2 separate regions of the Homo sapiens genome follow, and region 2 is linked to region 1. Evidence: read pairs that join two places in POLR2A ChIA-PET (ENCODE). Cell type or tissue: IMR-90. All regions are shown on one strand. Links, peaks and the distances in the headings refer to the core of each region. The heading gives the core; the rest is flanking DNA.

What was found. Peaks named below come from ENCODE experiments on the same cell type or tissue, not always from the same donor. Only the 100,000 strongest peaks of a DNase experiment are listed, where the experiment ranks them.
Region 2: POLR2A ChIA-PET joins it to region 1 with 15 read pairs; 2 of 35 experiments call an interaction of 5 or more read pairs at or near these places.

What each region holds. Positions count from the first base shown.
Region 1 is chr17:5,235,239-5,238,053 of GRCh38, forward strand. It overlaps ZNF594-DT (ZNF594 divergent transcript), which reads left to right. Exons shown (of 6, transcript NR_152840.1): 6 at 1-765. Among named protein-coding and RNA genes, the nearest start is that of SCIMP, 1.8 kb to the left of the region's middle. RefSeq lists enhancers at 1-63, 2,009-2,308. In IMR-90, for the core only: a CTCF peak has its summit at 2,498 (motif pointing left); no DNase peak of the experiment used is centred there.
Region 2 is chr17:5,481,429-5,484,243 of GRCh38, forward strand. It overlaps DERL2 (derlin 2), which reads right to left. Exons shown (of 7, transcript NM_016041.5): 3 at 1,381-1,454. Among named protein-coding and RNA genes, the nearest start is that of DERL2, 3.3 kb to the right of the region's middle. In IMR-90, for the core only: no CTCF peak of the experiment used is centred there; no DNase peak of the experiment used is centred there.

The DNA.
Region 1 (2,815 bases), core at 233-2,732:
TCACCATGAAGGTGACTCTTGAAAGCTCCTGTGCACCTTGGAACTGCTGAGACATCTTCTGCTTGGAGGAGGCAAGGGACAGGCTTCCTGTTTCTAAAGGCGTGTGAGTGGCGACCTTGAGAAATGTGGCCAGTGGAGCATTTTGACTGAGTTGGGTCCCCTCGTGCAATACTGTGAGACAGAACTCCCAGCGAGGCCCACGGCCTCTGACCATGGGGGTTGGAGTGGGGAAACCAATTAGCCATTTTGTTGAATTGGCTGGTTCTGACTCAAATGAGCAGTCACATTAGTAAAAATAGGCAAACGGATGTGCATTGTATTTGCCCAGAGCGAATGAGTTGTTATCCATTTCAGTAATAATGATAACCAGATATGTCTGATAAATATCTGATAATGTCTGATATATGTCTGGTAAATTTAACAAACACCGGGCTCTGGCTGGGTGCGGTGGCTCACACCTGTAATCCCAGCACTTTGGGAGGCCAAGGCGGGTGGATCACCTGAAGTCAGTAGTTCGAGACCAGCCTGGCCAACATGGTGAAACCCCATCTCTACTAAAAATACAAAAATTAGCTGGGCATTTTGGTGTGAACCGGTAGTCCCAGCTACTCAGGAGGCTGAGGCGGGAGAATTGCTTGGACCCGCGAGGTGGAGGTTGCAGTGAGCCAAGATCACACCATTGCGCTCCAGCCTGGGCAACAGAGCAAGACTCTATCTCAAACAAACAAAACAAAACATCTGGCTCAGAAGATTCCTGATTTGCAGTGTTTACTAATTTCTTTTTTCTTTTTCTTTCTTTCTTTCTTTTTTTTTTTTTTTTTTGAGATGCAGTCTCACTCTGTCGCCAGGCTGGAGTGCAGTGGCTCAATCTCAGCACACTGCAACCTCCGACTCCCAGGTTCAAGCAATTCTCCTGCCTCAGCCTCCCAAGTAGCTGGGACTACAGGTGTGTGCCACCGCATCCGGCTAATCTTTGTATTTTTAGTAGAGACAGGGTTTCACCATGTTGGCCAGGCTGGTCTCGAACTCCTGACCTCAAGTGATCCACCTGCCTCGGCCTCCCAAAGTGCTGGGATTACAGAGTTGAGCCACTGCACCTGGCCAAGGCCTGAACTCTTTCTTCTTAGGCTCATCCAAAGTTTAGCTGCTAAAAAACCTTCCTAAAAGCCAATTTAAAATTTTCTTCTAGGCCGGGCACAGTGGCTCACGCCTGAAATCCCAGCACTTTGGGAGGCCAAGGCAGGCGGATCATGAGGTCAGGCGTTTGAGACCAGCCTGGCCAACATGGTGAAATCCCGTCTCTACTAAAAATACAAAAATTAGCCAGGCATGGTGGCAGGTGCCTGTAGTCCCAGCTACTTGGGAGGCTGAGGCAGAAGAATCGCTTGAACCTGGGAGGCGGAGGTTGCAGTGAGCCGAGATCGAGCCACTGCACTCCAGCCGGGGTGACAGAGCAACACTCCGTCTCAAAAAAAAAAAAAAAAAAAATTCTCTTCTGAGGGGTGAATAAATGCTTCTGTGGATAGAGCTCATCCTAGGCTAACAAAGCTGTGACTTCTTGGTTTGTGTTTCATTCATTCATTCAATAAATTACTCAATAAATTATTTTGCTAACCTTTAAGGACCTCAGTTCAGCTGTGATATAGTAAACTCTGTAGCCCTACTATTTCTAACAATGCCTTTTGCACAGCAAGTTCAAGCCTGAGGTGTCAGGTGATCAGAATTCCAGGCCCGGTTTGACAAAACTTTCTTTGTGAATCCTTCCCTTCTCTGAGCCTCAGTTTCCTTGTTGTAAAATGAAAGAATTCAATTGACAAATATGAAAGTGCTCCAGGGATTTTGCCATCTGCCTTCAAGAAAGTCCCGCAAAGTGTAGGAGGAAGTTGAAGCCATAATATGATGCAGGCTAAATACAATGACCTTCAATTTGTGCCAGACCCTGTGCTCAACAAGTAGAGACTCAGAACTGGGCAAGTCATTCATGGGTAGAGCACATGGCACATGTTCTACAGGACAGAAGGCACATAAGTTATTACTATGCAAAGTGATGAATGCTAGTGCTGTGGAAGCACAAAAGTGGGAGAGAAGAAAGGGTCTGAGTGGTAGCATTTGAACTGGGCCTTGAAGGATGTGTAGGAGCTCACCAAATGGACAGAATGTGGACAGACACAAAGCAGCCATAGTATTTGGAGAGAAAGAGATGGTTGCATGGCTGATCAAGAGTGAATGTGTTGGGCAGTCAGAGGCTTGAGAGCAAAGTTTAGGGACACACACCACGGCATCTGGATCTACCCACTTCCTTGCTATCTACATTCTTCCCCGACTCCACCATTTGTCTTTCCACCACAAGAGGAGGGCAGGAAGTTGGGGCGGTTGTGTTCTTTCTGCACATCTGAAATGCCACCTGCTGGTCTGGGCAACTAAAGAGGTCCCTGAGGGCCCTAGATTAGCGGCTGGACCAGAGGGTGTCAAGGAGAATGAAGGGCACCCTCTAGTGGTCACCTGTGGTGCTTTCTCCTCAGGATTCTGGTCCCTCTGACCTCCCCGTAGGGATGGCTGGACACACAAGATGTTCACCTCTTAAAGCTACAGAGACCATCAGGCTAGAGGACACTCAGAAGGGATTCCAGTCCACCCTTCATCTCATGACTCAACCTTTTTGTCAACATCCGGGTGGCACCCAGCTTCTGCCGTTTTGTTTCTTCTCACTCAGTCATCTAAGTCATGTGTAAAATGAGGTGTTATTCTTTGTGCCACTCACAAGTGTCAATTAATCCCCATCATGAGAAAAAAACTGAAGAAAGAGAAATCATAA
Region 2 (2,815 bases), core at 123-2,622, 250 kb after region 1:
TGAACAAAGTAAAAATTTAATGTTATCTTGTAAGTACACTTGGATTCCATATTATTTGTAATTAGTCAAGTCTTCATTTGTATAAGAATGTTTGAGTGGTAATGTGATTACTTTTTTACCAAGCATTTGAGAAAAGGTCAAGACCAGCATCATTTTTTACAAACTGTCCCTGGCTGGGAACTAATCCAGATGACACACAGACATGCTTTCAGTCCCCTATTCTTTTTTTTTTTTCTTTTGAGACAGAGTCTCGCTCTGTCACCTAGGATGGAGTGCAATGGTGCCATATCGGCTCACTGCAAGCTCCGCCTCTCAGATTCAAGCGATTCTCCTGCCTCATTCTCCTGAGTAGCTGGGATTACAGTTGTGTGCCACCATGCCAGGCTATTTTTTGTATTTTTAGTAGAGAGCAGGTTTCACCATGTTGGCCAGGCTGGTCTCAAACTCCTGACCTCGTGATCCACTGCCTTGGCCTCCCCAAGTGCTGGGATTACAGGTGTGAGCCACCACACCCGGCCCTCCAGTCCCCTATTAAACCTTTAAAAATTTGTATTGTCTTTCCTGTGCTCAGCCACACCTTAATATGCACCATCTTTGCTTTCCCACATCCTAACTTGGAAGAAATCCGCAGCAAGAAGCCTTGTGTGCTCAACTACTTTTCCAGCCTGGCAGGTTGAGCACCTCAGTCAATAAAGATGAATTACGATGAGAAAAAACTTTAATGGAAACTTATCAGAATGATATCCTACATAGGATATAAAATGGATTCCTGCCATCCTCAGGAAGGAATGCAGCTGCAGATGAGTTGAACTGTAACTCCCTCTTAATACAGAGGGCAGGGGTGGAAGAGGAATGCCCTGCTCTGTGGCCCCAATTACCATTGGATCAGAGCTGGGGTTTTCCTTTCAACAAACCGGAACTTGACAAGCCCAGCAGACACAACCACTGTCTTTCAGCCAGTAGTTCCAGCAACCAGGACCCAAGGAGATCTCAGGTTCCCACTCCTCATGAACCCATTCCAAAACTTATGCCCAAATTCTGCTGAATTACCATTGCATTCAGGTTGTTTTACGGCTTCGAACCTGTTGGTTACTGTGGAGGTATGCCTCAGTTAAATCAATTCTCCCCTCCCTTGATCAGATTTGTAAGTAACAAAAGAGCAGAAGTGCTATCTTTTTATGGTTAAAACCTCCCATTTGAACAAAGTGACCTACAGACATTTTCAAAACATTACTACCTAAGCAACTACTTTATGTACCACTGACCCAGAAATCATAGCTAAGATGGTACCAAAAACAAGTAACAGGATGAAAAGTTTCAACTTAATTTTTTACTTCCTAAGAAAAAGTTTTGATGCTGACCCCATTTAATAAAGGATACAGAAAAATCATGTTAAATAAAAAATTGAATCCAACTGGCCCAAAAAATAAGAAGTTGGTGATTAATCTCCATATCTGTTAAAAAAAAATCAAGAGAAAGATGTATTAAGTAAAATAAATTACCAGGAAACAGTTCCATATTAATACAAAAGAAACATCCTATGACTGCGGTGGTTGAGAAGCCTTGGACAGAGTGATACTCTGTTCTGAAACAAAAACGGGGGCATATAATCTGATGTTAGATTTTTTTTGCTGCTTTTAGTTCAAAGTCTGAAAGACATCATTGGGACTGTGACATTTATAATAATAGGAAAGAAAATTTTAAATTGTGATCGTCGTATGGAGAAAGTTTGCTGGAAAGACTAGGTTAATCGGCAGAACAGAAAACAGTGCTTTCATATGTAGTATCATCATATAATAAATAGAACTGACATATCAGAGAAAAACTTCAGGGTCTAATATAAATTGCTGAGAAATGTTTACATTAGGCAGTCAGAAACATCTAAAAGAAAGGAAAATTCTTTTTTTTTAAACTAAAACTTAAAAAAAAAAAAAAAGAGATAGGTTCTCACTATGTTGTCCAGGCTGACTCAAACTCCTGGCCTCAGGGGATCATCCACCTCAGCCTCCCAAAGTGCTGGGATTACAGGCGTGAGCCACTGCACCCTGCCAAACACTTATTTTCTTGTTGGAAACCCTGATAGACCCTTCCCTACCCAACATCTCCACACCCACAGTAACCACTCTCAATTGTAGAGTGCTTAACGTTTTAAAATGTCTACTATCTCTTGTGATCCACAGACAAGCAAGCTACCCCCAATTCACAGATAGGAGACTAAAAGTTGACTGACTAGCTGAATACTAGTTATTCAGCTAAAAGTTGAACTTTTAAATGTCCTGACCAAGGACCCGCAGGAGTAGATGGAAACTCTGATGGCAAATCTAGAACTCCTAACTCCAAATGCACAGTGTCATCAAGAGTTTAACCCCAGGCAGAGTAAAGCCAAGTAGGAAGCAAGACTTACTTGGATGGAACTACAGCGCCATGTGAGTATTGTGCGAACACAGTGACAAGAGATGACAGGACTGCTTTACAGACCACTAAATTCTTGAGAATTGTTAACTATTAAAGTTGAAACAATTCAGTTCTACATATTAATTATCCAGATTTTAGAGTCCTCATCCTAGTGAGGAGACAAGCATACGCATAACTGCAAAGTAAAAGTGAGAGATGTTCTAAAACAAAGGAGGATGAGTACATAAAGGTTACACAAAAGCTGCGTTTTGAAAGGCAAGCTAGAGTTCAATGGATATAAAGTGAATGAAACACATTTGAGACAGACAGAACAGCATGTGTAGAGGCACAGTTATTGGCTTTTGGGTCTCTCCCCTACTCCAACTATGGTAAGATCATCCTGGAACAGAAAAATCCATCT